Regions from separate parts of the Homo sapiens genome. Here region 1 is linked to region 2. A link is a loop called in an ENCODE intact Hi-C map of the cell type or tissue named here. Cell type or tissue: natural killer cell. All regions are shown on one strand. Each heading gives the region's core, and the rest is flanking DNA. Links, peaks and the distances in the headings are about the cores only.

What was found. A loop is a pair of places that touch in the nucleus more often than their neighbours do. Peaks named below come from ENCODE experiments on the same cell type or tissue, not always from the same donor. Only the 100,000 strongest peaks of a DNase experiment are listed, where the experiment ranks them.
Region 1: it touches region 2 in a loop (4-fold over the local background); 1 of 110 quality-filtered maps calls a loop at or near these places.

The regions. Positions count from the first base shown.
Region 1 is chr7:151,016,900-151,019,803 of GRCh38, reverse strand. ATG9B (autophagy related 9B) reads left to right here. Exons shown (of 14, transcript NM_001317056.2): 6 at 430-1,184; 7 at 1,357-1,510; 8 at 1,754-1,933; 9 at 2,532-2,768. Among named protein-coding and RNA genes, the nearest start is that of ATG9B, 6.1 kb to the left of the region's middle. RefSeq lists a silencer at 694-763. In natural killer cell, for the core only: CTCF peaks have their summits at 1,286 and 1,485 (motif pointing right); DNase peaks (open chromatin) are centred at 993, 1,463, 1,963 and 2,523; H3K4me3 peaks cover 370 bases; H3K27me3 peaks cover 366 bases.
Region 2 is chr7:150,667,104-150,670,007 of GRCh38, reverse strand. The region is part of intron 2 of LOC124901774 (a long non-coding RNA gene); the gene reads left to right. Among named protein-coding and RNA genes, the nearest start is that of GIMAP2, 17 kb to the left of the region's middle. In natural killer cell, for the core only: no CTCF peak of the experiment used is centred there; DNase peaks (open chromatin) are centred at 1,377 and 2,147; H3K27ac peaks cover 2,500 bases.

The DNA of each region.
Region 1 (2,904 bases), core at 310-2,809, 350 kb before region 2:
ACGATCTGCCTGCCTCAGCCTCCCAAAGTGCTGGGATTACAGGTGTGAGCCACCGCCCCTGGCCAGCCAGTCTGTTTTGTGTGTACAACTGAGGGGGCCTCAGGCCCTTAAGGAGCTGAGAAGCCAGGTCCAGCACCTGGAGGCGTCCCCAGGAAGTGCATGACTACTGGCCACATGAATGGCAGGGATGATGAACAGGGCAGTTTAGAAGAGGATGAAGGAAGTAGGGCGCGCCCTTGTTAGTGACAGGGTTAAGGGAGGGCAGAAAGAGAAAGGTGGGAGAGGGGGACGATGTAGCTTGGTCATGGCGAGTTTGTGATCGCAAACTCAGTTTGCGGGTTTTCAGGCCGCACACTTAGGGGTGTGGAGCTTGAGCATCACTGTGGAGAGGAATGGGGGGTCGCTGGCTCTCATCAGTGCCCCTTTCAGGAGGAGCTGAGCTCGGTTCCCTGGGCAGAGGTGCAGTCCCGCCTCTTGGCACTGCAGCGGAGCGGGGGCCTGTGCGTGCAGCCGCGGCCCCTGACGGAGCTGGACATCCACCACCGCATCCTGCGCTACACCAACTACCAGGTGGCGCTGGCCAACAAAGGCCTGCTGCCGGCCCGCTGCCCGCTGCCCTGGGGAGGCAGTGCGGCTTTCCTCAGCCGCGGCCTGGCGCTCAATGTCGACCTGCTGCTCTTCCGCGGTCCCTTCTCGCTCTTCCGCGGGGGCTGGGAGCTGCCGCACGCCTACAAGCGCAGCGACCAGCGGGGCGCCCTAGCAGCGCGCTGGGGGCGCACAGTGCTGCTGCTGGCCGCCCTGAACCTGGCGCTGAGCCCGCTGGTGCTGGCCTGGCAGGTTCTGCACGTCTTCTATAGCCACGTGGAGCTGCTGCGGCGCGAGCCTGGCGCGCTGGGGGCGCGCGGCTGGTCCCGCCTGGCGCGCTTGCAGCTGCGCCACTTCAACGAGCTGCCGCACGAGCTGCGCGCGCGCCTGGCCCGCGCCTACCGCCCCGCCGCCGCCTTCCTGCGCACCGCTGCGCCCCCCGCGCCCCTGCGCACGCTGCTGGCCCGCCAGCTCGTTTTCTTCGCGGGTGCACTCTTCGCCGCGCTGCTTGTGCTCACCGTCTACGACGAGGACGTGCTAGCCGTGGAGCACGTGCTCACCGCCATGACCGCGCTCGGGGTCACCGCCACCGTCGCCAGGTGCGACGGCAGATGCCCGGGGTGGTGGTGTGTGTTGGTTTCTCTGATCTGGGGCCATGTGAGGTTCCCCCCGAATCCTTACCTCTCCCACCACTGGGGCCCTCTAGCCCTACATCCCACCGCGCGTCCTCCTAATCGCAGGCCCCTTCCCCCCACGGATCCCGCCTTTCAGGTCTTTCATTCCGGAAGAGCAGTGCCAGGGTCGTGCGCCGCAGCTCCTGCTGCAGACAGCCCTGGCCCACATGCACTACCTCCCGGAGGAGCCCGGCCCCGGCGGCAGGGACCGCGCCTACCGGCAGATGGCGCAGCTGCTGCAGTACCGAGCGGTGAGGGTGGGCGCGACGGCGGGCTGAGGAGGAAGTTGTGGGGTCTGTCTGCGCGGAGGGTCTGTCTGCGCGGAGGGTCTGTCTGGGAGAGGGCATGAGACAAACGGACTATACCAGGAGTCTAGGGAGTGACTGGGTGGGGAGGCTTCTTGCCCTGGCGAGGGTCGCTGGGGACTGCTTGGTCCTGATAACGCGCGTGGGCCCCTCAGCGACCCCTGCTCAGCCTCACCGCTGCTTCCCCAGGTCTCCCTCCTGGAGGAGCTCCTGTCCCCGCTCCTCACCCCGCTGTTTCTGCTTTTCTGGTTCCGCCCTCGTGCCCTGGAGATTATCGACTTTTTTCATCACTTCACTGTGGATGTGGCTGGGGTTGGGGACATCTGTTCCTTTGCCCTTATGGATGTGAAGCGCCACGGACACCCTCAGGTCAGAGCCGTTCCCTGGCCCTGGGGGTTTGGGCTGGGTGGGAGTTCGCTTGCCTCTCGGGAGCAGACCTGAGTTCCAGCCCTGGCTCCATTGCTTGCTACCTGTGCCGTTGAGCGGGTCACTTCCCTTCCTGTGCTCTCGTGCCCTCGTCTGTCAGATGGCAACAATGGCAATGTGCTCTCCAGAGCACAGCCAAGGCCAGGCTTGTGAACACACAGATTATGTCTGTATAGCCTATGATGGAGTTGCTGGCACATAGTAACGTCAGTAAATGGGAGCAAAGACCACCTGGGGGTGAGGAATGGGCTTGGCCGGTGGGTGGGGCTGAGTAAGGACTGGTGCCTGGACCAAGGCTGTCAGGATCACCCTGGGCAAAGCACTGAGGCTCAGCCCTATCCCCGAGCTGGCAATCAGTCCAGGGGTGACGAATAGATGACAGGCCCAGGTTCTGCACTGCTGCTGTATTTTTGGGTGATGGTGAACAAGTCCCCATTGTGGTCTGTTTCCTTCACGTGGAAGATGGGGCAGTGTTTCCTGTCCCACCTGTTCCCATAAGGCTCAGTGTTCTTAGCACCTGAAAGACTGTCCTTGCTCACAGTGGCTCTCGGCGGGACAGACTGAGGCCTCGCTGTCTCAGCGTGCGGAGGACGGCAAGACTGAGCTTTCTTTGATGCGGTTCTCCCTGGCGCATCCACTCTGGCGCCCCCCAGGGCACAGCTCTAAGTTTCTTGGGCACCTCTGGGGCCGAGTACAACAAGATGCAGCTGCCTGGGGTGCCACCTCGGCTCGCGGCCCCTCCACCCCGGGGGTGCTCAGCAACTGCACCTCGCCCCTGGTGAGTCCCAAGCCTGGCCTCCCCTTCTGCCTTCACCCCCACAACTCCTCTCCAAACCCTTCCCCTCTAGGCTCACCTTAGGTAGTAACCTGCCTCACCAGCCCCCGCCCCCAGCCTGCTCTCCTGCCTTCTTTAG
Region 2 (2,904 bases), core at 295-2,794:
GTAATACATTAAATTGTATAAAAATATTTCCTAGTATTTCCTAATATTGACTTCTTTGCATACTTAGACAAATCTTAATCACACAAGGTGTTGCTTGATTCTATTTGTTAATAGCTAATTCAGGATTTTTGCCTTGATATTCCTAAGTAATCTTATCCATTTCTAAGACAGAGCAATTCTGTCTTCAATTGTGCTAGTTCTAGCTGGACCTGGTTTGAGGGTCTCGTCTCTTTTTGTTAAAGTAAATTAAAATGGAGACCAGACCCGGAGAATACCTGAGCAGACAAAAGCAGTTAGGCCTTACAAATGACCTCAACCTTGCTTGATTTGCAAAGATAAGCAAGTCTTAATTTGAGCTATTTCTTGTAAATGTTTAATATTAAATAAAAGCAGAACTTAAGCTCAACTAATTAGAAGTAGCCAGCAAACAAAACTATGGACTTTACAACAGGGTAGACCAAATAAGGTAACTGTATAACTGTAACCAATCAAATATTTTATTTTCTTCTGTGCCATCCTATAAAACCTCCCTCTTCTATTTTTACCATCACCACCTTTTCCCTATCACTACCTCCTTTCTCAGGCAAACATGACAGTTAACAAAAACAGTAGGATAATGAATGTTATTAAGGAGAACACTAGGATGTTTTAAGAGTGTATAGAGGATCTGCTAAACTAATAGTAGGAGTAGTTGGAAAAGACTTCTTAGAAAAATCAACATTGTTTAAGCTGAAATTGAATAGTGAGTAGAAGTTAGGGAAAGAGATTAGAAGTATTTCCAGGAAGAAGATAAAGCATATTCCAAGGTAAGTGAAGACATGGAACTCTCAGTTAATCAAAGAAAGCCAAGGATGGCTAGATCCTCAAGGTGGGAAGTCACATTGTGTAGAAATGAGGCTGGAGATTTTAGCAGATGATTTTTTACAGAAACTCATAATTAAGTTTGGATCCTGAATGTTTTATTATGGAAAATGGAAAAACACTCCAGGCTTGAATCTAGGTATGTCACAGTCAGATATGTGTAATTGTGGGCTGTGTGAATTATGAATTCAAAACCTTCTCCCTCATCAGGCTTTACATAATCTGAATTTTGGTCGCTTTAATTGTGGTCCTCCTCCACTTGCTCTGCCTCCCACGAACTGCACCCTCTCAGTGCATGGAAACAGAACAAGTGAGTCAAAGAGAGCATAGAGGAACCCTGGCTGTAAACTTTGAGGTGAACCCACTGGGTCACCAGCCCATTCTGTTTCCTTTGCTCATAACCCTGTCAGCCCCTACCCCATTTCCTCTCCAAAAACTCTCCCATAATATCTTTTCATTTTCACTTGCTGTCCTTCCTGAGTTTCATCTCCCTGAGTGTTGAGAGGCATTTGGTTTCTAGGTGTTTTGTGAAGTGTGAAAAATAACTTCAGTGTGTGAAAGGAAACCACAAGACCCAGGGCTGCTATAGCAGCAAGCTCTGTTCTCAGAGAGGGTAGATAACTGTCTTATCCTGTGTGATCTGAAAGGGCTGAAAGTCCCCTCAGTAAAACATGCACCCCATTGGTCTGGAGCTGTCATTCCTCTCTCAGAGGTAAAGGTTTTCCATCAGGACAGTGGCTAGGTAAGGGGAAAATAACTCACAGGGAGATACTGAGAAGGAAGTCAAAGGAGCTGAATACAAATCAAATATTAATAGCTCAAGTGAAGAGTTAACAATTCAAGCCCTTGGCTGGGCACCGTGGCTCACACCTGTAATCCTAGCACTTTGGGATGCTGAGGTGGGTGGATCATGAGATCAGGAGTTTGAGACCAGCCTGGCCAACATGGTGAAACCCCGTCTCTACTGAAAATACAAAAAATTAGCTGGGCATGGTGGTGGGTGCCTGTAATCCCAGCTACTTGGGAGGCTGAGGCAAGAGAATTGCTTGAATCTGGGAGGCAGAGGTTGCAGTGAGCTGAGACCACGCCATTGCACTCCAGCCTGGGTGACAGAGCAAGACTCTGCCTCAAAACAAACAAACAAACAAACAAACAAATCAAGTCCTTAAATGCTGGGGGTCCACTGGAAGGTTTCTTTGACGTGGTCTGTTGCCTGTTATCTTGGCCACATCTTGTAAAAAGATGACCTCTATAGGTTTAACTTGCTACAGATCCCAGGCTTGAATATCATCCATTAAAATAGCAGAGACTGCTCTATTTGCCTTTCTCTAACTTTCCTTCTTCATCCTGCCCTGAAGTTCTCCCACATACATTTTTAACTACTCAGTCCATCAGTGATCACATATACCCAAAATACGTCCTCCATATTCTCACTGGGGTTCTGGAGTTAGACAGAACTGAGTTCCAGTTTCTACTGGGCCACTGACTAGCTAAGTGTCCTTACTCAAACTTGAGCCTAATTTCCTTCATCTTAAGGTGGGAACAATTTAAACTATCCAGTCTGAATTAAATGGAAAAGTGCACGTAAAGGATGAATTCCCAGTGGCTAGCACAGAGGTTTTCAAGCCTTAGCCTGCATCAGAATCACCTAAAGAGTTTATTAAAATACAAATGGCTAGGCAACATCCCTGGAATTTCTGAACTAGTAGGTTTTGAATGGAGCCTGAAAATAGCATTTCTGACAATTCCCATGATGCCACTGGTCTGGGGACCTCACTTTGAGAACCACTGCTCTTGGACATTGCTGTATCATTTGCACTGTTGAAGTTGGGCCACTGCCATGACTAGTGGAATTGGGGCCTGTGCCCAGCTACAAATAAAAGTTGGAGGTTTATTTCTGAGGCATCTCAACTTTCAGGGACATTTAGGCTGTTTCCTGATGGCCCACAGCACCTCTCCATTTTGTTTCTTCTAGGATGATCTTAGATGAGAGGGTCTTATGTTGACTTTTCTCACCTAAAATTTTACATTTCAGATGTGCTT